Regions from separate parts of the Homo sapiens genome. Here region 1 is linked to region 2. A link is a loop called in an ENCODE intact Hi-C map of the cell type or tissue named here. Cell type or tissue: endothelial cell of umbilical vein. All regions are shown on one strand. Links, peaks and the distances in the headings refer to the core of each region. The heading gives the core; the rest is flanking DNA. Region 1 holds the start of MCTS1 (MCTS1 re-initiation and release factor). Region 2 overlaps CUL4B (cullin 4B).

The links. Peaks named below come from ENCODE experiments on the same cell type or tissue, not always from the same donor. Only the 100,000 strongest peaks of a DNase experiment are listed, where the experiment ranks them.
Region 1: it touches region 2 in a loop (4-fold over the local background); 64 of 110 quality-filtered maps call a loop at or near these places.

The regions. Positions count from the first base shown.
Region 1 is chrX:120,597,653-120,610,596 of GRCh38, reverse strand. It overlaps MCTS1 (MCTS1 re-initiation and release factor), which reads right to left and starts at 6,496. Exons shown (of 6, transcript NM_014060.3): 1 at 6,350-6,496; 2 at 5,038-5,190; 3 at 4,421-4,518; 4 at 2,239-2,372. The coding sequence starts at 6,360. In endothelial cell of umbilical vein, for the core only: no CTCF peak of the experiment used is centred there; DNase peaks (open chromatin) are centred at 5,986 and 6,636; H3K4me3 peaks cover 1,716 bases; H3K27ac peaks cover 2,030 bases.
Region 2 is chrX:120,542,889-120,555,832 of GRCh38, reverse strand. CUL4B (cullin 4B) reads left to right here. Exons shown (of 20, transcript NM_001079872.2): 3 at 8,594-8,697; 4 at 9,217-9,286; 5 at 10,316-10,389; 6 at 11,190-11,352; 7 at 11,630-11,719; 8 at 12,024-12,106; 9 at 12,800-12,867. It overlaps LOC124905273 (small nucleolar RNA U13), which reads right to left and starts at 11,518; the gene lies at 11,415-11,518. RefSeq lists an enhancer at 5,213-6,412. In endothelial cell of umbilical vein, for the core only: no CTCF peak of the experiment used is centred there; a DNase peak (open chromatin) is centred at 5,782; H3K27ac peaks cover 3,701 bases.

The sequences.
Region 1 (12,944 bases), core at 3,217-11,216, 53 kb before region 2:
CTGTTGCCCAGGCTGGAGTGCAATGGCGCAGTCTTGGCTCATTGCAACCTCTGCCTCCCGGGTTCAAGCAATTCTCCTGCCTCAGCCTCCCGAGTAGCTGGTGCTACAGGCGTGTGCCACCACACCCAGCTAATTTTTGTATTTTTAGTAGAGATGGGATTTCACCATGTTGGCCAGGCTGGTCTTGAACTCCTGACCTCATGATCCGCCTGCCTCAGCCTCCCAAAGTGGTGGCATTATAGGCGTGAGCCACCATAGCCGGCCGTTTGTTTTTTTGAGATGGAGTCTTGCTTTGTCACCCGGCTGGAGTGCAGTGGCATGATCTCAGCTCACTGCAACTTCTGCCTCCTGAGTTCAAGCAATTCTCCTGCCTCAACCTCCCTAGTAGATGGGATTACAGGCGCATGCCACCCCACCCAGCTAATTTTTGTATTTTTAGTACAGACAGGGTTTCGTCATGTTGGCCAGGCTTGTCTCGAACTCCTGACCTCAGGTGATCTGCCCGCCTCAGCCTCCTAAAGTGCTGGGATTACAGGCATGAGCCACCACACCCGGCCTGAATGGTGGTTTTATGTAAAGGCTGTTTTAAAATAATAGGTAAATTCCCAGTCTATCTTTAAGAGCCTGATATAACAGTTTCAACCTTTCTAGAAAAACCAGAGTGGTCTTGGTTAACATATGAAGTTTCTGGAATGTTAAACACTGCAGTACATATTTTAAAAAGTCAAGATTCAGGGTACACAAGACCTCTCTGTACCATTTTCTTTAACAACTTTCTCTAAATCTGTAACTGTTTCAAAATAAAAATTATTTTTAAAAGTAAAGACTAGGTACTAAGGAAATTTTCCATTTAAGGTTAACTCCAGAACTATAAATTTACCAACACTTAATAAATATTAAAAACAAACAACAACAACAAAAAACCCGTCCTCACTTTTCTCCCTTGATTTTCAATTCACTCAGTGTTCCAAATATGTGAGCACCTATTAGGCAAAAAGCATGTCAACATAAGCTGTTCCTAGAATATAAACATACTACTTATACTACCTCTTCGCTATAACTGCCCCAACAGAGAATATCATTTTTTTTTCTTATTCTTCTTAAACACACCCCTGGCCAGGTGTGGTGGCTCACACCTGTAATCCCAGCACTTTGGGAGGCCAAAGCGGGTGGATCACCTGAGGTCAGGAGTTTGAGACTAGCCTGACCAACATGGTGAAACCCTGTCTCTACTAAAAATACAAAAATGAGCCGGGCGTGGTAGTGGGTGCCTGTAACCTCAGCTACTCGAGGGGCTGAGGCAGGAGAATTGCTTGAACCCAGGAGGCAGATGTTGCAGTGAGACAAGATCGTGCCACTGCACTCCAGCTTGGACGACAGAGCGAGACTCCATCTCAAAAACTAAAATAAGATAAACACACTCTAAAAGTAGTTTCCCTATTCCCACCAAGTACCATTCCTTTTCTATACCCGAGGCAAATGGCTACTTTAGCTATGATAAAGGAGAAGATGTTCTCCTGTCCAGAATAGTCACAAAAATCTATTTAATCCAGAAAATAGCTGAAACAGCATGGTAGAAATGGAAATAATGCAGAATTATTCAGCTATGTCATGAGTTGAATCGATCTTTAAGGACCATCTGGGACTCTGACATTTCTCTTTGAGAAAACGTGCTCTGAGGCCCCCAAACTCAACTTTTCAAATAATTAATTTTCAAAATAAAAGTTGGAGGTTGCCAATATTTCCCACTATTCACTCCTAACACAAAATTGTTGCTTGGTAAGAGATACCTATACCTGGTGCCTAAATTCTTTTCCCTTTTGAGAGCTTTCACTCCAACGTATGTCAGTAAGTCAAAATGAACATTACAGTGGCAAGTTGATATCCAAAAAGCTGATCCAATTATATCATCTATATCCTTTCCCCTAGTAATCAAGAATTCCCTATTGTGTCCTAAGTCTGATAACAGTAGGCCCTGACTGGGCTGAAATGCAGCTGAGACTCTTCTGTAACTTGTTCTCATTTAACTTCTAAGAAACGACCTAAGATGAGATAATTTAGTAGCAACAAATAAAATTACTTTGTACAACTTCAAATGTAACCAGAAAGGCATGAGATAAGAGTAACAGTAACCTTCAAAAAAGTACATCTAATGTTCTCTTGGATGGTACACCTTTCGCAGTAATGATAAGAGCACAATGAATACATTTTTCAGCAGTTTTAGCCTGGGAAGGATACAACAATGGTATCTACTGCAGCAGGGTAAAGCTTAGCTCCAGGAGAAGTTAAGCCTGGACACATGATATTTGCTCCACTGAGTACAAATTTGATGGCTCCTTTATCAACCTGCTGGTGTGGCAGGATAAAAGGATCTGTAAGAAAAGATATACAATATATTAATAATAAGACTAATGACTCAACAGAAAAAGGCAAAGGATCTGAACAGTATTTCCCCAAATTAATCTGACAGATACAAAAGAAAACTCTGAAACACTATCATTTGTTTACCAAATTGGTAATCTTTTTTGTTTGTTTTTTTGAGACAGGGTCTTGCTCTGCCACCCAGGCTGGAGTACAGTGGAGCAATCAATACCTCACAATAACCTTGAACTCTTGGACTCATGCAATCTTCCCGCCTCAGCATCCCAAGTATTCTCCAAAAACCGTAATTTCAAAACTATGGTTTTTGGAGACTACTTAATATGCCCTGGGAAATTTTTGTGATATAATGTTAAGTGAAAAACGCAGAGTAAAAAAACGATTAAAAAGATCAGTGGTTACCTGGGGTTGGGGAAGTGGGGGGAGGAAGGATGAATAGGTGGAGCACAAAGGATGTTAGGCCAGTAAAACCATTCTGTATGATACTTTAACAGTAGATACTTGACATGTATTTGGGAAAAACCATAAAACTGTAGAATACAAAGAGTAAACCCTAATGTAAACTAAGGACTTGCGTTAATAATAATGTATCAATGCTGGTTCAATTGTTACAAATGTATCATTCCAAAACAAGATGTTATTCATAGGGGAATCTGAACTGGGGAGAGGGAACTCTATTCTTTCTGCTTACTTTTTCTGGAAACCTAAAACTGCTCTAAAAAATAAAAGCCTGTTAATTTAAAAAAAAACTACAAGGGGATGAGGAGAAGTTGGTTAAGGGGTATAAAAATACAGGTCGATAAGTTCTAGTATTCGAGAGTACAATAAGGAAATTATATTTAACAATGATTTACTCTATATTTCAAAATAGCTAGAAGAATTGTAATCTTCTCAACACAAAGATAAACGTTTGAGGTGACAGATACCCTAATTACCCTGATTTGATCATTACACGCTGTATAAAGGTATCAAATATCACATGTACCCCTAAAATATGTACAACTATTATAAATATATATAGGTGGTGGGGGATACAGGCACCACAACAGCAGACAATGTACAGCTATGACGTATCAATTTTTAAAAACTATGTAACAGAGAGCCCAATTTTAAAAAAAAATGCATTTACACACATCACAGGAAATACCTGGACGGAAGGACACTTAGTCAATGCTTTCCCATATATAGACTTTTCTCTATTAGGCAAATAGATACAAATATAAAAGATGAAAATGCTCACAATGCTTATCACAGTTTGTAAATACATATTTGCGTAATTATCTAATTGTTGTTTATTCTCCAAACTAGACTATTAGTTTCTTAAGGACAGAGACAATGTCTTTGCTTCCCATTGTATTCTCAGCACCTAGCTGAATGCCTAGCACATAGTAAGTTCAATAAATATTTGTCTTTTTTTTTTTTTTTTTTTTTTTGAGACTAAGTCTCGCTCTTGTTCCCCAGGCTAGAGTGCAATGGCGTGATCTCTGCTCACTGCAACCTCCGCCTCGCGGGTTGAAGTGATTCTCCTGCCTCAGCCTCCCGAGTAGCTGGGATTACAGGCACCTGTGACCACGCCCGGCTAACTTTTGTATGTTTAGTAGAGACGGGGTTTCACCATGTTGGCCAGGCTGGTCTCGAACTCCTGATCTCAGGTGATCCACCCGCCTTGGCCTCCCAAAGTGCTGGGATTACAGGCGTGAGCCTCCGTGCCCGGCAATAAATATTTGTTGAATGAATTAATAAATGATCTTTCTTGGGCTTTCTGGAATGCATGAGAGAATCTGCATTTTTCAGATTTACCACAAGATGGGCATTCATTTTAGTTTTACATCCATTATTACCTAGTACTAATAAATAATGAGTCAATTATCAGAAGTCACTCTAAACTCTTTTTGTGTCTTTCAGTATTCCCAAATGCATATTTCTGTTTTTCTCCCCCAGCAGTGTCTTATCTGATTAAATGCATATTTCTTACAAGACTTTACATTTGAATATTGCAATAGGAGTAAAATTTCAAAAAATAAAAATAAAAAAACCTTACATTTGTGAAGTAATCTTAGGGTTGGATAAAAAGGCCCTTCTCTTTGTCTAAAAAAGAGTAATTCTCCATTTACTGTAAGGATTTCTATATGTTCATGGCTGTAAGACAAATGTCACAAAGTACCAAGTTAGATATTTTCTTTCAAAAATTCACAATATAAAACACGCATATACAGTGATAAACTTTCTTAAAAAGTCAGTAAAAATCCTGGCCAAAAAATATTGTTTACATTGTTTTTCCTATCATGCAAGTCCAGTAGAGAAAAAAAGAAAAATATTACCTGCTACAACCAATTTTATTTCACATTTTATTAATTCCATTGTTAGGTAATTCAATAAAACAATTCTCTAAACAACAAACTGAAATAAATTAAATCCAACTCTGAACTAAAACATTTAACTCTTTACTAGAACAATCAATACACAAAGCCACATTTTTTCAGGGACATAGAAAATCTTTGAAAATACAAATATTGGAGTTTTAGAGTTATTCTGTGTCTACCCCATTATTAATCTATCAATAGTTAATCTGAAAATAATTCCATTTAGTATGAGTGCAATCTAATCATTAAATATTCAGCTATACCGAGCTTTACACAGACAAAAACAAAGACTTACCATCGGACTATTTTGACAGGATCTTTCTTAGGCATGATTTGATTAAGCCATGGTTCAATACCTGGAAATTGCTCTATCAATTGATTCTTAATACCCTTAATAACTGAAGTTTTCAACTGGATGCAGTTGGACACATTTTCTTTTTCATCAAATCTGCCAAGTAATTTTTGCAAGAAAAGAAAAGGCATTTCTAAGTAGAGGTATCAGAATACCTAAAGGTACTGTTCTAATTAGTCATTTATTCCCAACCAAGTATTTAGATACTTAATTATGAAATAAATTGTTCTTTTAAAAAAAAATACCATCTCCCTTTTACTCTGTCCAGCACAAAACCAATGTCTTAATACAATATTGAAATAAACTGTCAAGTATACAGCAATTAGCTGGGGTTAGGGGGAGGAATATGAGACATACTTTGCACCATAATCTGTAATTAGCTACACAAATGCCTTTCCTGGAAAATCTTATTCAATTCTACCCAGGAAGAAACACAGGCTCCCACCAATAATAAAACCTGAGATCAGAAAACAAAACCCTCAATTCTTGAGATACAAAAGACCAACCCAAGCATAACATAGAAAATCGGCCCCTGCTAGGCTATGTAATCTGCTGAGATTTTTTTTAAGTGATGATAATAATGATTTCTAAGATCCCTATTCGTTTTTGCTCAAAATTTCATGCACAAAACCCACCTTCCTTTGCCCATGTTCCCCCTTTGCTTTTTGCGTCTACCAAATCTGGAAGGCAAACCCACTAGTAGGTTCCCAAGGAATTTTTGTCTTCCTTACACTGAATAGCCTATGGGGCAATCGTTATTTTCAAGGCAAGGTTAATCTGGCAGCTAGGCAATAGGCATGACAGGCCGCTTGCTTCCTGTCACCCAGACTCCTTCACTCCCATGACCCAGGAAGTCAAGCCTTCCTTTATTCAGTTCATAACTAATAAACATATGGCAGTGAGCGCAGGGCTCCCCTCTCAGCTACAGAGAATATGCCTCTAAATCACAGTGCACGGATGTGATTGGTAGAACCCTAGGAATGGAGACAGAATTGGGGGAGGGGGCAAAAGAGAAAGAGGGGTAAGGAGAAAAAACAATGGGAGTGGAGGGACTGAAACCCAATTAAGGACTACGGATGGAAAGCTTAAAGAAGTGTTCAAGTTGGGAGTGAGAGCATAGTACTATAGAAAACCTTAGGGAGTCAGGATGGCAGGGGCGGGGGAGAGAGAAAGAGGATCTTAGCTCTCGCCCTCTTCCCCACCCCCACCCCACCGCCTTTGTGAGCAGCCGATGGAGGCCACAGCATGTCCTTACTTCTTGAACATGATCCAAGGTGAAGGGGGCGACGATAGGGAAGGGCCCGGAATGGGAAAGAAATTGAATTTGCAGGGGTCCGGCAGATCCCCTCACACGAGGAAGGCCGGCACTGACAGTCGGAGCTGTAGTCGTTATCCGGAAAACGAGAGCCAGCCGCGCTTTACGGCTCTCAGTCAAATCTGACTACTTCCGCTCCTCTGGACTCCACGTAGGCGCTTTTGCCGGCTCCTTTTAGGCAACCGGTTCCTCAGCAGTTGGAGGTAGCTGAAAGGGCGGGACTTGAGAGGGAAGAAGTGATAGAGCAATTGCAGGAAGAGAAGAATGGAGGGGGCGGAGAATCAATCAAAGTAGCATTTATGGCACTTGCGTCAGTTACGGGTTCCTCAAAGGGTCAAGATTCTTCCGTGCTTCGTTGCTACCTATCGTCAAAGTAAACGATTTTTTTAGAGGGAATGGTTTCTGTCCTGTCTGAGGCAACCGAATGGATTGGTGCTTACCTACCAGCATGAATCCAGGCAACCCTCATGGCTTCATGTTAAAGTGCTGGTAGGATTGCCAGGTTTAGCAAATGAAAATACAGGATGCCTATTTAAATTTGCATTTCAGGTAAACAATGAATATTTGTTTTAGTGTAAGTATACCTCATTAATATTTTGGATATACTTACACTAAAAATATACAGCGCTTGTTTAGCTGAATTTAATTGAGCATCCTGTTTTTTATCTTATAACCTTATTCACTGGCAACCGTACGATGCTCCCAAAGTTTTTTGCGGGTTTTTATTGAGACAGGGCCTCACTCTTGCCCAGGCTTGAATGCGGTGGTGCTATCATGGCTCACTTGCAGCCTCTACCTCCTTGGCTCAAGGGATCTTCCCACTTCAGCCTCCCAAGTAGCATGGACTACAGGCACACACCATCATGCCCGGTTAATTTTTTTATTTTTATTATTATTATTATTATTGTAGAGACGGGGTCTATGTTGCTCAGGCTGGTTGCAAAGTCCTGGGCTCAAGCAGTCCTCCCACCTTGGCATCCCAAAGTGCTGGGGTTACAAGCGTGAATGACTGTGCTCCCGTAGAATAATTCCCATAGAATTATTACAGAAGGTAATCTGATTTAAGAGATAATAGCTAAAGAGACATGTTTTACTTATGTAATTTTTTTAAAAATAAAGCTGATAGAGAAACAAAATTATGCCAATCAAGAGTTTCACTTTGTTTTTTGTTTTAGAGACAGCATCTCACTCTGTCACCTAGGCTGGAGTGCAGTGGCATGATCACGGTTCATTGGAGTTGCAACTTCCCAGGCTCAAGTGACCCTCCCGCCTCAGCCTCCGGAGTAGTTGGTACTACAGGCATGCACTACCACACCTGGCGAATTTTAATTTTTTGTAGAGACAGGCAGGGTCTCACTAAGTTGCCCAGACTGATCTTGAACTCCTGGCCTCGAGCAATTCCCCGAACTCAGCCTCCCGAAGTGTTGGGATTACAGCCATGAGCTACTGTGCCTGGCCTAATCAAGGGTTTTGATCAGCCAAGAAATCATGGAAAAATTTAAAAACCTGAAAAGGCCCTACGCAGGAGGTGGGGTGGGTAGGCACTGACATCCAAAACAAATACACCAGTCTCCCCAGGGAGTAAATACTCTAGTCCATATTGAGGAGACGGGCCATTAGAGCAATTATAGCAAACAGTACTATGCATTTAAATGATCCAACTAACACCTTGTCTTAATTCTATGGTATGAACAATATTCTGATTATAATTTGGCTTCCCATGAAGATCTGCCCACAGGGAAAGAATTAGCTACGTTCCAATCAAATCTGCATGAACAATTATGTTTGCATTTGTAAATTAATAAATTGGCATTCTGGTTTATACAACACTCTCTTGTGAACATCCTTAGTGAGAATCCACATTCCCAGCATCCATCAACTCTGCAACATTTAGAATATTGACATTATGAACATGTGAAACTGATGTCCAGACCCCAAGCTGTGGTGACTGCCACACTGGCAGGATTATTTTTTTTTAATTTTTATGGGTACCTAGTAGGTGTATAAATTTATGGGGTATATGAGATGTACAGGCATGCAATGTGAAATAAGCACATCATAGAAAACGGGGCGTCCATCCCCTCAAGTATTTATCCTTTGAGTTACAAACAATTCAATTATGCTCTTTAACTTATTTTAAAATATACAATTAGGTTATTATTGACTATAGTCACAGTACTAGTTCATTCTCACACTGCTAGAATACCTGAGTCTGTGTAATTTATAAAGTAAAGAAGTTTAATTGACTCACAGTTCTGCATGGCTGGAGAGGGCTCAGGAAACTTACAATCATGGCAGAAGGGGAAGCAAACACATCCTTCTTCACAAGGTGGCAGGAGAAAGAAGTGTGTGGAGCAAAGGGTGAAGAGCCCCTTATAAAACTATTAGATCTCGTGAGCACTCACTCACTATCACAAGAACAGCATGCAGAAAGCCACCCCCATGATCCAATCACCTCCCACCAGGTCTCTCCCCAGACATGTGGGGATTATGCAGATTACAATTCAAGATGAGATTTGGGGGGGACACATCCAAACCATGTAAGTCACCCTATTTTGCTATCACATAGAAGGTCTTAGTCATTCTTTCTGTTTTTAATACCTATTAGCCAACCCCACCTCCACTACCCAACCCCCCACTACCCAACCCCCCACTATCCTTCCCAGCACCTGGTAACCATCCTTCTATTCTGTGTGTCCATGAGTTCAATTGATTTGATTTTTAGATCCCACAAATAAGTGAGAACATGTGACGTTAGTCTTTCAGGGCCTGGGTTATTTCACTTAACATAGTCAACTCCAGTTCCATCCATGTGATTGCAAATGACAGGATCTCATTTTTTTATGGCTGAATAGTACTCCATTGTGTATCTGTACCACATTTTCTTTATCCAAACATCTGTTGATGGACACTTAGGTTACTTCCAAATCTTAGCTGTTGTAAACACCGCTGTAAGAAACATAGGAGTGCAGATATTTCTCTGATATACTCATTTCCTTTCTTTTTGGGTAGATACCCAGGAGTAGGATTGCTGGATCATATGGTAGCTCAATTTTTAGCTTTCTGAGGAACCTCCAAACTGTGCTCCATAGTGGTTGTACTAATTTACATTCCCACCAACAGTGTACAAGTGTTCCCTTTTGTCCACATCTTCACCAGCATTTGTTATTACCTGTCTTTGGATATAAGCCATTTTAACTGGGGTGAGATGATATCTTGTAGTTTTGATTTGCATTTCTCTCATGACCAATGATGCTGAGCAACTTTTCTTTTGCCTGTTTGCCATTTGTGTGTCATCTTTTGAGAAATGTCTATTCAAATATTTTGCCAATTTCTTGATTGTATTATTAGATTTTTTCCTATAGAGTTGTTTGAACTCCTTATATATTCTGGTTGTTAATCACTGGTCAGATGGGTAGTTTGCAAATATTTTCTCCCATTCCATGGGTTGTCTTTTCACTTTGGTGATTGTATCCTTTGCTGTGCAGAAGCTTTTTAACTTTATGCAATGCAGTTTGCCCATGTTTGCTTTGGTTGTCTGTACTTGTTGGGTATTGCTCAAGAAGTCGTTGCCCAGACCAATGTTGTGGAGATTTTCCCCAATGTTTTCTTGCAGTAGTTTCATGGTTTGAGGTCTTAGATTTAAGTCTTTAATCCATTTTGAATTGACTTTTTTATATGTCAAGAGAGAGTCTCGCTCTGTTGCCCAGGCTGGAGTGCAGTGGCGCGATCTAAGCTCCCTGCACCCTCTGCTTCCCGGGTTCAAGAAATTCTCCTGCCTCAGCCTCCTGAGTAGCTAGGATTACAGGCGTGTGCCACCATGCCCAGCTAATTTTTTTTTTGTATTTTTAATAGAGATGGTGTTTCACCATATTGGCCAGGCTGGTCTCAAACTCCTGACCTAGTGATCTGCCCACCTTGGACTCCCAATGTGCTCAGATTATAGGTGTGAGCCACCGTGCCCGGCCAGTGTATTTTACTTTTCATTATAGAGACCTTTCACTTCTTATAGTTCAGTCAATTCCTAGGTATTTAATTTTACATGTGGCTATTGTAAATGAGATTATTTTTTAAATTTCTTTTTCAGATTGTTCACTGTTGGCATATAGAAATGCTACTAATTTTTGCATTTTGATTGTGTATCCTACAATTCTAATGAATTTATCAGTTCTAATAGTTTTCTCATGGAGTCTAGTTTATTCTAAATATAAGATCATATCATCAACGAACAAGGATAATTTGACTTCTTCTTTTCCAAATTGGATGCCCTTTGTATCTCTCTCTTGTCTGACTGCTCTAACTAGCACTTTCAGAATAACAGTGATGACAGTGGGCATCCTGTCATGTTCTGGATCTTAGAGGAAAGGCTTTAAGTTTTTCCCCCTTCAGTATAATACTAGGTGCAGGTCTATCGTATATGACTTTTGTTATGTTAAGGTATGTTTTTTCTATCCCCGGATATTGAGGGTTTCTATCATGAGGAAATGTTGAATTTTATCAAATGCTTTTTCAGCATCAACTGAAATGAAAGGTTTTTATTTCAAACTGAAACTGAAGGTTTTTATCCTTCATTCTGTTGACAGGCTGTATCACATTGATTGGTTTGTGTATATTGAGCCATCCTTGAATCCCAGGGATAAATCCCAGTTGGTCATGATGAATGATCTTTCTAATGTATTGTTGAATTTAGTTTGCTAGTATTTTGTTGAGGATTTTTTTTTTCTTTGAGACGGAGTCTCACTCTGTCACCCTGGCTGGAGTGCAGTGGTGCGATCTCGGCTCACTGCAAGCTCTGCCTCCCAGGTTCATGCCATTCTCCTTCCTCAGCCTCCCGAGTAGCTGGGACCACAGGTGCATACCACCATGCCCAGCTAATTTTTTTGTATTTTTAGTAGAGACAGGGTTTCACCATGTTAGCCAGGATGGTCTCGATTTCCTGACCTTGTGATTCACCCACCTCAACCTGGGAAAGTGCTGGGATTACAGGCATGAGCTACCGTGCCCGGCCGAGGATTTTTGCATCAGTGGTCATCAGAGATATTGGCCTGAGACTGAGTCTTGCTCTGTCACCCAGGCTGGAGTGCAGTGACACGATCTCAGCTCACTGCAACCTCCGCCTCCCAGGATCGAGTGATTCTCCTGCCTCAGCCTCCCAAGTAGCTGGGATTACAGGCACGCGTCACCACGCCCAGCTTTTTTTTGTATTCTTAGTAGAGACAGGGTTTCACCATGTTGGTCAGGCTGGTCTTGAACTCCTGACCTCGTGATCTGCCCGCCTCTGCCTCCCAAAGTGCTGGGATTACAGGTGTGAGCCACCACGCCCGGCTGTGGTTTTCTTTTATTGTGTCTTTGTCTGGTTTTGGTATCAGAGTAATGCCAGTCTCATAGAGTGAATTTAGAAGTATTCCCTCCTCCTCTATTTTTTGGAATGGTTTGAGTAGGATCAGTATTAGTTCTTCTTTAAATGTTTGGTAGAATTCAGCAATGAAGCCTTTGGGTCCTGGGCTTTTCTTTACTGGGAGACTTTTTATTACAGCTTTGATCTCATTACTTGCTTTTGTGCTGTTCAGGTTTTGGATTTCTTCCTGATTCAATCTTAGTAGGCTGTGTGTGTCTAGGAATTTGGCCATTTCTTCCAGATTTTCCAATTCATTGGCATATAGTTGCTCATAGTAGCCTCTAATGATCCTTTGAATTTCTGTAGTATCAGTTTTAATACCTCCTTTTTCATTTCTGGTTTTATTTGGATCTTCTCTCTTTTTTTCTTAGTTAATCAGGCTAAATGTTTGTCAATTTTCTTTAACTTTTCAAAAAATATCTTTTTGTTTCATTGATCTTTTGTATTGTTCTCTTCATCTCAATTTCATTTATTTCTGCTCTGAACTTCACTATTTCTTTTCTTCTACTAATTTTAGGTTTGATTTGCTCTTGCTTTTCTAGTTCTTTAAGATGCATCATTAGATTATTTATTTGGAGTTTTTCTTCTTTTTTGGATGTAGGCACTTAGAGCTATAAACTTTCCTCTGAGTACTGCTTTTGCTGTATCTCATGGGATTTGATAGGTTGTGTTTCCATTATCATTTGTTTCCAGACATTTTTCAGTTTCCTTCTTAACTTCTTCACTGATCCAGTGGTCATTCAAGAGCATATTGTTTAATTTCCCTGTGTTTGTATAGTTTCCAAAATTCCCCTTGTTATTAATTTCTAGTCTTATTCCATTGTGGTCAAAGAAGATGCTTGATATTATTTCAATTTTTGAATTTTTTAAGACTTGTTTTGTAACCTAAGATATAGTCTATCCTTGAGAATTATCCATGTGCTCAGGAAAAGAATGTGTATTCTGCAGCTCTTAAATGACATGTTCTGTAAATATCTATTAGACCCATTTGGTCTACAGTGCAGATTAAGTTTGATGATTCTTTGTTGATTTTCTGTCTGAAAGGTCTGTCCAATGCTGAAAATGGGGTGTTGAGGTCTCCAGCTATTATTGTTTTGGGACCTATCTCTTTCTTTAGCTCTAATAATATTTGATTTA
Region 2 (12,944 bases), core at 1,605-9,604:
GTAGGTGGAATTACAGGCGCCTGCCACCACGCCCTGCTAGTTTTTGTATTTTTAGTAGAGACAGGGTTTCACCATGTTGGCCGGGCTGATCTCGAACTCCTGACCTCAAGTGATCCACCCGCCTCCACCTCCCAAGGTGCTGGGATTACAGGTGTGAGCCACCGCGCCTGGCCTATCCCCACTTTATTGATGAGGAGACTGAGTCTCAGAGAAGTTGAATAACCTGCCCAGAGTCACATATTGGCAGAGCAGGGGCAACTCAAACTGAGATGCTGGATTTCTAGTTCATTGCACTTTTACTCCTGTACCACCTCACTAATATACCCTGGTACTTTGAATACCACTGTAGTGCAGTGTTTGAAACAATTAAATTGTTTTACTTTAGGGAAAAAGCTCTTTATAATTTTAGTAGTATTTTTATCTGTGCATGCATAAGTGGTGTTTATTTGGATAGTATATGGTGTTTATTTGGATATGCTGGTATACAGCATATTTAATTTCAATAATATTTTATATATTCCATATTTGTAACAAATGTTTATTGTGGTTATTAATTAACCCTATTTACTTTACCTTGAATATTTTTCCAGAGCTTTTGATTTGAAAATACTTTTCCTGATACATTGATTCTGTTAAATCTTTTTCTTTCAAGAGCATAGAGCTTGCATCTCTTGTTTTTGTTTTCTTGTACTTCGTAAGTTTTACCTGCTGTTGTTCAGTTGCATTTCTTTAGCCTAGTCACAAGTCTTATAACTTCACTGTTTGCATTTTTCATAATACCTTACTGCTTTTGCTATAATGAATTCAAAAGCATTGGTTTTTAGCTCTTTTACTGTTTTTGACCTTAATTTTATAAATGTTCCTTTGGATTGTTCTCAGAAAGATTATTTTGAGATGTTCAAGTTCAAACAGGAGGATAAAGGAGGTAAAGCTATTTCATATAATCTGGACTTCAGGTGCTTGTTTGATTTTGACTCATTGAAACGTAATTAGAAGTACTCTCTCAATCTACCTGAGTGGGAAATAAAAACATAAGAAAAAGTACTCTTCTAAAATTGAAATAATGTGGAAATATGTAGTTATACAAAAGTTCTCCAAACCCCTGTCCCACCCTCTTTCTCTGAGGTAAACACTTACTGGCATATATCTGCTTAGAACTTACTTCTGCATGAAAAAACATTTTGCTTTAAAGCTTTAAGTATGGAAGTCCCTAGTGTGGGTTGCATGTACTGCCTACTAAGTTTTTAATTTCTATAAAAGAACATGCTGTTCTAAGTACACTTGCAGTAAGCAAACATTGTCTTTTTAAAGTAATTTTAAATTAGAATTGGACCTGAGTTTTAAAATTATCTTTCCTTGACAACCTTGAGATCCTGTGGGTGTGAGGCAGTGATTAATGTTTTCATTTGACTGTTTTGTTTGTTTGCGTGCTTGTTTTTAATTGACTGCAAATAAGACTGATTAAATGCACTGACTTTTGAGCTGTCCAGCCTGCCTTAGGTTACAAATCTGTCACTCATCATATAACTTTGGGCGAGTTACTTCTCTAAGTCTTGGTTTCCTCATTTACAAGATGGTGAGACTAACGGCTACCTATATGGTAGGGTTTTTTAGACGTAAATGAAATATTGCAAAAAAGTAATTATCACAGTTCCTGCTATATATTGGTATGTGTCATCAATGATAGTAGATATTTGAGTCTTTAGAAAAGAAATCTTTATTTTAAAATTACATTTTATTTTAGAGCTCTGAAGCCACACGATTTTAAATTCTAAATCTACACTGGGCCAGAGCAGCTGTCTGATAAATAGATTACATTCCAAATGTGCTTCAGTAGACACCATTAGCGAAATTGAAAAAATAATAGAAAAAGACAGGAACTCTCTAGGAACAGTGTCCCTCTACGCTTAAAAAGAATGTGTCTTGTTTTCACATGTGGTATCATACAGTTGGAATTTTGGTTTTGGTGTGAGTTTTTTTACTATTAATAAGTAATATTTTAAATAGGATTATTTTCATAATCCTATTATGAGCTCATGTTCTCAACTTTTGTATGAGTAGCCGCAGTGTTTTGTTTTGTTTTGTTTAAATAGAGATATGGGGGTCTTGCTATGTTGCCCAGGCTGTTCTCGAACTCCTGGCCTCAAGCAGTCATCCCGCCTTGGCCTCCCAAAGTGCCAGGCTTACAGGCATGAACCACCATGTCTGGCCTACTACAGTGTTTAAGATCAGCTACCTTTTTTGGAGATGCTGGAAGTTTGTACAGGAGCGTGTAACATTTATCTTTCCTATAAATCTCTAGCTATTTTTAAAGTCAAGCCTAGGCCATACTTCAATTCTGATGAAAATAATTTTATTTATTATTAATAATGGGAACTGTAGTTACCTTTTTGTGAAATAAACCTTAAATGATGAACCTTTCTATTAACGATTCATTTATAGAGTAGATGACCACAGGACTAGAATCAAATAGTATAGGTTATTATCAATTGTAAAATCTGGTTGCTTAAGCAGTCAGTGATTATTAAGAAAGCAGTTAGATTCTTAGCATTGTTGATGACTAGCTGTTGGAGTCTGTGTAACTTTTGTCACCCTGTTGATGTCTTAAAGCTTAGTCTATTATGTATTATGTATTTCTCTTTTTACTGAATCGTTAATCAGTACTATTGTTGCTGTTTTTTAAAATGTACAACTAAAATTCTACTCTTTGTTATTTTGAAATATACAATAGATTATTAAATAATAAAAAATTTTAAAATGTGCACTTACAAATTCTTAGTCCTTGATAATTTTCAGTCTTATTTAAGTCCTGTTTACTGGAAGTAAAAAGAAAAGGAGTTTAGGTTTCATTGTATAGTTGGTTTCCTTTAAACAGATTCTTAGTTTTTGAATACTTAGAGTATCTTAGCCATATTTACTTGACATAAAAAGAGAGATAATGTAGATCTTATTGCTATATCAGTTGTTGAATTTTTTGTTATGTGCTTTACTTACTATCTGTAAACATAGCTCGAAAACTAAGACTCCACTCCTTAGACCAGTGACCAGAGTTCAACACCCTGGTGGAAATTCAGTATCTTTTTTATTGTCTGTTGTTCAGTAAATATTTGCATATGTCATTTGCTACACGTTTATATATATTTTTTGACTGTGTTTTTTTTTCAGACACTTTTTTTTAGCTCATCCTTGTGAAGAAAGACACATTTTTTATGTATCCTGTGGATTTTGGAGGGGAAGGGCTGGGATTTGGAAGAATAAGGGTTAGAAGCTTGCTAGAATGCCTGTATTTTATACCTAAGTACCTTCAAAGGATTTAAGGCAGCATATTTACTGGTAATTAGTGGGAGCTTAAATAAAAAGATAGTTTTATTAAAAAGACTTGTAAGGCTGGGTGCGGTGGCTGACGCCTGAAATCCCAACACTTTGGGAGGCCAAGGTGGGCGGATCACCTGAGGTCAGGCATTCAAGACCAGCTTGGCCAACATGGTGAAACCCAGTCTCTACCAAAAATACAAAATTCAGCCAGGTGTGGTGGCACGTGTCTGTAATCCGAGCTACTGGGAAGGCTAAGGCATGAGAATCGGTTGAACCCAGGAGGCAGAGGTTGCAGTTATCTAGAATCTGTTTATTACAAATAGTTGTTTGTGAGGCAAGAGGTTACTTCCAGAGATTCCCAAAGTGTTTTATTAGTGTAAATAATAAATACGTAATGCATAATATGTAAAAATACATAAATAATACATAATATTTAAATAAAACAATGCATAATATGTAAAAATACATAAATAATAAATACATAATATTTAAAAGAATATATTTGTAAAAGTGCTTTTCAAAGATCTAGAGTAAAATAGAGCTTATCTCAAACACCTTCTTATTCCTGTTTCCATCCCAGCATGTAATAGGATGAAGAGTACTTAGTAAACAGTCATTCCTTGTTCAATCCATGACTGCTTACTGTGTCCAAAACTGGACTGATACCTTGGGGTTATGGAAAGCACTTAGTACTAGTAAGAGAGCATAAGTACCTACCCTAAGTTACTTATGTTCTAATAGGTTCATGAAATTAATAGTTCGTGACCAGCATTTTTTAAAAAGAAATGAAATAGCAAATATCAGAATGCATCACATAGAGTAATGATGTGTAGGTTCGTGAAGATTTTATTTTAGTTACATAAATTTATGTATGATGGATTGTGACATTAGATTTCCTACTGTGGCTTTGGGTCAAAACATTTTGGAAGCCACTGTTTTACAGACACCACTCCAAATCTTGCCTAAAGGTGAGAAAAGTAGAGTACTTGGATCAAAGGATGTGTGAAAGGTTATAATCGGGTGGCCAAGGTGGCTCATGCATGTAATCCAGCACTTTGGGAGGCTGAGGTGAACAGTTCACTTGAAGTCAGGAGTTCGAGACTAGCCTGGCCAACATGGTAAAACCCCATCTCTACTAAAAATGCAAAAAAACCTAGCTGAGTGTGGCGGCGCATGCTTGTAATCCCAGCTACTTGAGAGGCTGAAACAGGAGAACCACTGGAACCTGGAGGCAGAGGTTGCACTGAGCCAAGATTGCACCCCAATCTGGGCGACAGAGCAAGACTCCATCTAAAAAAAAAAGAAAAAAGAAAAGTTATAATCAGACATGAGATGAAAGTGGTAAGATTTGCCTTGAACACCATGCTAAAAAGTATGGTGGTGGGGAAGTTAGAAAGGCTTTTATTGGGGAAGGCAAGTATTTAAGTTTTTTGAATACCTGATATATTCCTCTGGTTCAAAGCCCCGAAAGTATTGCAGAGCATGTAGTGAGAAGTCTCACTTCCACCCCATCCTCCAGTCCCCTAGTTAGTTCTCTTTGTGACAGACATTATTAGTTTTTTGGGTATCTTTCCAGAGATGTTTTATATACGTAAAACGACTGTGTATGTTTTTATTTTGTTCCTTTTTTACATAAATGATAGCAGACCATGTACCGGATAGTTCTTTTTGTTTGTTTATTTATACCTATTACGAGATTGCTCCATCACAGTACAGGAAAAGCTTGATGGAAGGTTGTTGAGGAAGGAAAATGACTAGATCCGGTCTATAGGTTAAGCAGTCAAGGCTAAATTAGAAAAACAGAATGTTCCCTCCGAACTTGACCTCAAAACTCACCTTAGATGCTCCTGCCTTTCTTGCCTTAAAGTTCTTAAACCACCCTCCAGCCAAACACAGGTGAGACTCTGTGCTGTAAAGCCCAGCTTAATTCTCGATTTCTCACTATTTCCACTAACTTTTTATCTGTTTCCCTGTGGGTCTTTGGGACTCTGTCCCTTTACCTCTTCCCAGGAAGGCTTTTCTGACTTGCCCTCCCCTAAATGCTGGGTTAGGGGCCTCATCTCTCTGCTTATCCTCATCATAGCATCTAGCACACTCAATCGTAATTACACGTTTTCTGGCAACTTTTCTCATACTAGAAGCCCTTTCTATGTGCAGGACACATTGCTAGAGTTTTTTTTGAATACTTCATGTATTCACTTGGTTCAAAGCTCAAAAAGTATTAAAGAACTTATAGATAGATGAACACACAATGTCTTTCTGTCATTAAGGAGTCAGAGAGACAAGATATACACATAAAAAGATAAGTAGTTTTGTGTAAGAAGTGTCCAGTGGTTGGGAGATAAATAGTGTTGACTCAATGACTAAGTCAGTGTGGTATGATGGGTGCGAGTGCCATGTGAGTCACTGGTAGCTGAGTCAATTAAGAAGAACTTATTGGAAGAAGTGGGACCTAATTGAGTAGTAAGGGAATATGGTATCTTGTGTGAGAAGATAAGTAGATGTGCCGAGAACTGTTTTATTTGAGAAGGGAACATAGCAGAAGGAAATGGGATAAATAGGACTTAGAGAAGTACCGGAAGTGCACAATGTGGAAAGATGAAGTACGCACTAAGTCATATGACAGAATCTAAGCAAAGCGATAAGAAATGCTGAGAAAACAGTCATTCAGAAGGAACGGTGAGATACAATGAGAGGAATACTAAAGGTGGAAGGGGGACAGTCCACAAAGGACCTGTGTGAACAGAGAGGCACATGAAATAAATGTAAATTCCCTTAAGCATTTGTGGCCTAGCCCCAGGTCACGTGAAAAGTGGGCAGGCCAGCAGGGTCTCAGCCTTCTTATTCCTCCATAGCTGCTCAATCTAATTGGCCTGCTGTTTCCTGATGAGGTGTGGTGACTTGTCTCGTGGTGTAAGAGGTTTCCTTTAAGCTCTGCTCTGCTCTGCTCTTCTCTTCTTTTTTCTTCTCTTCTCGAGACAGAGTCTCACACTGTTGCCTGGGCTGGAATGCAATGGCACATTCTCGGCTCACTGCAACCTCCACCGCCCGGGTTGATGAGATTCTCCTGCCTCAGCCTCCCGAGTAGCTGGTGCACACCACCACACCCGGCTAATTTTTGTATTTTTAGTAGAGACAGGGTTTCACTATGTTGGTCAGAGTGGTCTCGAACTCCAGACCTCATGATCTGCCCGCCTCGGCCTCCCAAAGTGCTGGGATTACAGGCGTGAGCCACCGCGCTCTGCCAAGCTTTCTTTTCATTTGCTGATTTATTTACTGGACCTGCATATTGGGAATGTGACTTCTAACTACATATTTTTAAAATTCCACTCCAACCCACAGAACTTGGATGCCCCCCTAGAGTTCATTTTAATGGAATTTTTTTCTTCTGTTGTGGTGAGAAAGGAATTCTGGTGTTACATTTAAGTCATTACCACTTGGAATTATAGATTATATCAGAGTTTTCCCAAAGAGTTTTAGCATGCCTGTTGTTTTAAATTTGAAAGTCTTTTATATATGCATAACAGGAAACTTACGGAAATCTGAAGGTCATCCTTCTGGAATCTGAGTATAAAAGAAGACCAATTCAGTTATTAAAGTGAAGTAAAAATGCAGTTCTTTCTTTTGTAATTGGCGTTAATTCAGTTGTACAAATTTTATTTATTTTTTATTTTATTCCTTTTTGAGATGGAGTCTCTCTCTGTTGCCCAGGCTGGAGTGCACTGGTGTGATCTCGGCTCACTGCACCCTCCACCTCCTGGGTTCAAGCAATTCTCCTGCCTCAGCCTCCTGAGTAGCTGGGATTACAGGCGTGCACCACCATGTCCGGCTAATTTTTGTATTTTTAGTGGAGACGGGGTTTCACTATGTTGGCCAGGCTGATTTTGAACTCCTGACCTCAAGTGATCCACCCGCCTCAGCCTCCTAAACCGCTGGGATTACAAGCATGAGCCACTGCGCCCAGCCACAGATTTTAAAATCTATATTTAACTATTCTTAAACTGAAATGTTGGAGAAAATTCCTTGGTATTATATCATACTCATTATCATACTACTAGCAATAATTTCTGCTTTGTTCTGTTCAGGAAAATCCAAGAACGTTTAAGTAAATTTTAATTCAATTGTAGTAGGACTGCCCAACCCATCTGATACATAAACAACAGGTGAAATTCTTTTTTAAACCCAAAATGAAGCTCTGCTTGTGAAAATGATTAACATTTTAAACAAGACAGCTTTTTTATTTTTGAGACAAGGTCTCACTTTGTCCCCAGGCTAGAGTGCAGTGGCGTAGTCATGGTTCACTTCAACCTTGAACTCTTGGGCTCAAGTGATCCTCCTGCCTCAGCCTCCTAAATAGCTGGAACTACAGGTACACACCACTGGGCCCAGCTAATTTTTAAATTTTTTGTAGAGATGGGGTCTTGCTTTGTTTCTGTATTAGTCAGGGTTTTCTTAGAGGGACAGAACTACAGAACTAGTAGGAGATATATATAAAGGGGAGTTTATTAAGTGTTAAGTTACACGATCACAAGGTCCCACAATAGGCTGTCTGCAAGCTGAGGAGTAAGGAGAGCCAGGTTGATTCCCAAAACTGAAGAACTTGGAGTCTGATGTTCGAGGGCAGGAAGCATCCAGCATGGGAGAAAGATGTAGGCTGGGAGGCTAGGCCCTTCTCTCCTTTTCACTTTTTTTGGCCTGCTTTATATTCACTGGAAGCTGATTAGATTGTGCCCACCAGGTTAAGGATGGATCTGCCTTCCCCAGCCCACTGACTCAAATGTTAATCTCTTTTGGCAACACCCTCACAGACACACCCAGGATCAATACTTTGTATCCTTCAATCCAATCAAGTTGACACTCAGTAGTAACCATCACAGTTGCCTAGGCTGTTCTAGCCTGGCATCAAGCAATCCTCTCACCTTGGCCCCCCAAAATGTTGGGATTACAGGCATGAACCACTGTACCCAGCCCAAGTAGGATTTTCTTTGAGCAGCATGTTGGCACTCAAAAAGTTTCAGATTTTTGAGCTTTTTGGATTTCAGATTTTTAGATTAAAGATGCTAAACCTGTAATTTGTTCTTTTTTGATACAGTGCATTGGTTATGAGAAAGTTTGCCACCCACATTGATATATTTTGTTGTTTTACCTTGTGTCTTAAGTGGATGAATAACCCTTTTTAATAAGCTGATGTGGTAGAAATATCAAATTAATAAGAATCTGATGTAAATAGTTGAGAAATCCTTCATCCTCTCCTTAAGAAAGTATTTTAACCTTGCAGGCTGTAGAAAATCTCTGTTCTTACAAGATTTCTGCAAACTTGTACAAACAGCTGAGACAGATCTGCGAAGATCACATCAAAGCACAGATTCATCAATTCAGAGAATATCCTTTTTAAAACAAAAAATCGTGAATAGTTTTGTCTTCCTCTCTGTCCCTACCCCTCACTGTTTAACCCAGCTTGAAGTAGAATGCCTGTATTTTGTAGGTTTGTCATTTTTTGTGCCTTGTGTTTCTCGAGAAAGAAACACATTTTGACTTTTCAGCCTTAATTCGTGTCCAGGACTACGTGTGGTATTCATGTAAATAAGATGTCCTTATGTCTTTATCCTTTTTGCCCTATCAGATTTCCACTTGAGGAAAAATAATCTCCTAAGGGAAATAGTAAACTGAAAACACGATGTTCAGTTATGTCTAAGACTTGTTTTTAAAGGTGTTTTTTAGTATAAACTATGTTTTTTTTTTCTTTTACAAATTAGGAAATAGCACTTTGGTGCATAATCAAGTGCCATTTAGTTTCACTTAGTGTGCAAGGTATTCATGTTTAAGACTAATATGCTCTCTGTCACATGGCACATATGACTTGTACCAAACGCTTTAAAATATCCTTAACATATGTTTCAGGGATTCATTGGATAGCGTTCTTTTTTTAAAGAAGATTGATAGATGCTGGCAAAACCATTGCAGACAAATGGTAAGCTGGAAAAAGTATTGTATTTCGGCTAAACATTGTATTAATAGTTAAAAACATTTCTTCAAATACAGGAATGTTAGTTTTTAAAACTTAGCAATAGGGAGATTGCTTCAATATCTATTCCTTTTCTTTTTTTTTCTTTTTTTAAAAATTTATTTATTTTTTATTTTCCCGTAAGTTATTGGGGTACAGGTGACATTTGGTTACATGAGTAAGTTCCTTAGTGGTGATTTGTAAGATTTTGGTGCACCCTTCACCAGAGCAGTATACATTGCACCATTGTAGTCTTTTATCCCTCGCCCCCCTCCCACTCTTCCTCCCAAGTTCCTTTTCTGAATTGGAAACTAGTTTTGGTTGAGTTTTCTATTTTAAAACCACAAGTTACAGGTAAACCTGCATTTCAGAATGTCTTGCACCTTAGGTTCATTTTTATTTTTGTCACACTTACCAAAAATGTATTTATCTCATTCATTAAAAAGCTACATTTCGTCTGTCACTCTTATTTTTTTTTCTCTCTTGATGATTATCCTGTCCACTATTTGATTACCTGTGAAGGTGCCTGATGGTCCTGTGTTTTAGTTTATTCAGATAACAACCTTTTCCATTTTTCTTAATCTGGTTTATACCTTATATTCTACAGATTAAAATCTTAAAATCCATCACCCCTCCCCACCCCCACCCCCTGCCAATAAAAACCCTCACATGTGCAATGTAAGGCAGCTTCATTCCCTAGCACTGTGGCGCAGGAAGAATTATATGAGCGTCCCCTTGATTTTTCAGTTACTTCTCAAGCAGTAAATCAGAGGGCCATTTTAAGTGTCTTTTTTCTAGAAAACACAAAAAGGATTGACTGTTGAGTAATAAAAACTATATGGGCATATTCTCAGATAGATGTGTTTATCTGCATGTTTGATCTTAGTAATGTAATATATATACAGACAAACTCTTCAGTTTTATTCTTATTGAAAGCAAATATTTCAGCTTCACAACATACAAAACTTGTTTGATTTCTTTTTTTTTCATTGGCAGATCATGATCAGGAGCATTTTTTTGTTTCTGGATAGAACTTACGTTCTTCAGAATTCAATGCTACCCTCCATTTGGTAAGGATGCCAGAAAAATATGAAAAGATTGTTCCAAATCATACTCAAATCTTAATTACACTAATGAAAGTGTATAAGCTATACTGTGAATATTCTAAAAATTCACATTTGGTTCTAGACTTTCCTTTGTAGCAGTTTTATCTTCCTAATAATATGTTGCCTATGCTAATATTGAAGATAGCTAACATTCCCTGGGCATATATTAATTTATGAAGAAGTTTTTTGTTAGCCGAGGGGACTAAAGTTTGCTCTGGAATGTCTATGATTGTGATTCATTTTGCTGCTGACCATCAAGAGTTCACTCATTTAACATTATGCAAAAGTCCATGTATACACGAAAATAGAATAGTATCATGAACTCTTCCCCCTCCCATGTACCTATCATCTGCCTACAGCAATGATCAGAATTCACTGATTCTTCAGTATTGAAACCAGTTGATAAATAACCAAATAAGCTTTCAATACCAGTACAGTGAAAACTGTTTTATGTCTTAGAACTAATTTTGTCTGTTGATTTGAGCAAAGAAGAAATCCACAAAAAGAAATAATACAACAAAACTTAGTTATGGAGGAAAATAGGAATTTAGCTTCAATTCTCAGTAAAGGCAAAATGAGTTTCCTGTGTTCTTTAATCTAATAATGTTATTCAAAATTAAATGTGTGGATTTTATTTTTTGACAATTGCTGCTTCAAAGCCCTGGAGCCCTAATTAGCATGGGAACATGTGGTAAGAAGTTAAGCAAACCTCTTCAGAAGTGGTATTGTCAATTAATTTAGGTTATATGTGTTTTTTATTTTAGGGACATGGGACTGGAGTTATTTAGGGCTCATATTATAAGTGATCAGAAAGTGCAGAATAAGACAATTGATGGCATTCTTCTCTTGATTGAGAGGGAAAGGAATGGTGAAGCAATTGATAGAAGTTTACTTCGAAGCCTTTTAAGCATGCTGTCTGATTTGCAAGTAAGTTAACTACTACACCTACTATACAGAGCTGATTGCTATCCTAGTTTTTTTTCCCCCCACATCAGACAGGTAATGTGCTGATGTCATAACAAGGTTTGAAGGAAGCACATCTCATATATGAGCATAAAAACCCAATCATCATGCTTCTCAACTACAAAAGGATCCTAGCTTGATGTTTAAAAACCAAATTCATAATGCTGTTTACATAGACATAGAGGACATTTAGTAAATATTTGCTAAATAAATGATCTCCTTCATTTTGTTCCCCCTCCAGATTTATCAAGATTCTTTTGAACAACGATTTTTGGAAGAAACTAACCGGCTCTATGCAGCTGAAGGCCAAAAATTAATGCAAGAAAGAGAGGTATTTAAAAATCATGACTAATAAATTCTCACTGTCTCTCACAATAGACCTTACTTTGTAGAATATAAGCTTCCCTTTGCATTTATCTTCCCAACATTGTGATGCTCTTCTCTCACTTAGGTGCTCCTTTCTTTTCTCTCTTCTTAAAGGCCAGAATTCTGGATCATAAACTCTACCTATAAATTTTTACATATGATTCTACCCTGTCACATTTGACAGGGCCACTTCCAGGATCTTTTGGACTTGACATTTTCTGAATGATTTATGGGGAGGAAAACAATAATGTAAAAAACTATCTTTGTAGGTTCCTGAATATCTACATCATGTTAACAAACGTCTAGAAGAAGAAGCAGACAGACTTATTACTTACTTAGATCAGACCACCCAGTAAGTACCACATGCTGAATTTAATAGTCTTAAACTGTCGTTAAATCACTTGCAGCACTTTAGCCATCCTAAACATGTTAGTAACTGTTTTCAGGTGTGATTTGAAGTGTTAACAGTTGTTTTCATAATACAAACTTCAAGTTATTCTTTTCCCTAGTTAATTAGTTTTCATCCAAGGATTCGATTATTAGGGGTGTGTGTGTGTGTGTGTGTGTGTGTGTGTGTGTGTGTTTAGAAGGTAATTTAGAAATAATACTAGAGGCTGATGTGACCTTTAAACTCTTCAGGCCAATTAAAATTCAGTGGATTCCCCTATTTCTGTGCTTTCCTAAGTATTAATATTGCCAGTCGAGGGGCCTCTGTATGTAGTACTTCTTTACCTTCCTAATAAAAGTAGCAAAACTTGGAAAAAGCCGACTACAGCAAGGTCTTGGAGATATTTATTTCGTTATGTAAACCAAATTCTAAAATATGCAGTGTTTTTTTAAAATTTTTGCCTGTCAGTTCCTTTATGTCTTTTTCTTTTAGGCATAAAGTATAGTAACTCTGAGCACCAATAAATTTATACATAGGATAGGAATCTTGAAATCAACATAAAATGAGCTATTTGATTTTTTTCCCCCCTCAGGAGAGGCTTTACATTTTCTGGAAGTCAAACGTCAATAATACTAACCTTTTTTTTTTTCCTTGTAGGAAGTCATTAATTGCTACTGTAGAAAAACAACTTCTAGGTGAACACTTAACAGCAATTCTTCAGAAAGGTAATTGGCAATTTGTAAATAAGAGATTGCTTTTTAAATGGTAGTGGCAAACTAGTAGGGAATTTTTAAAGATGTTG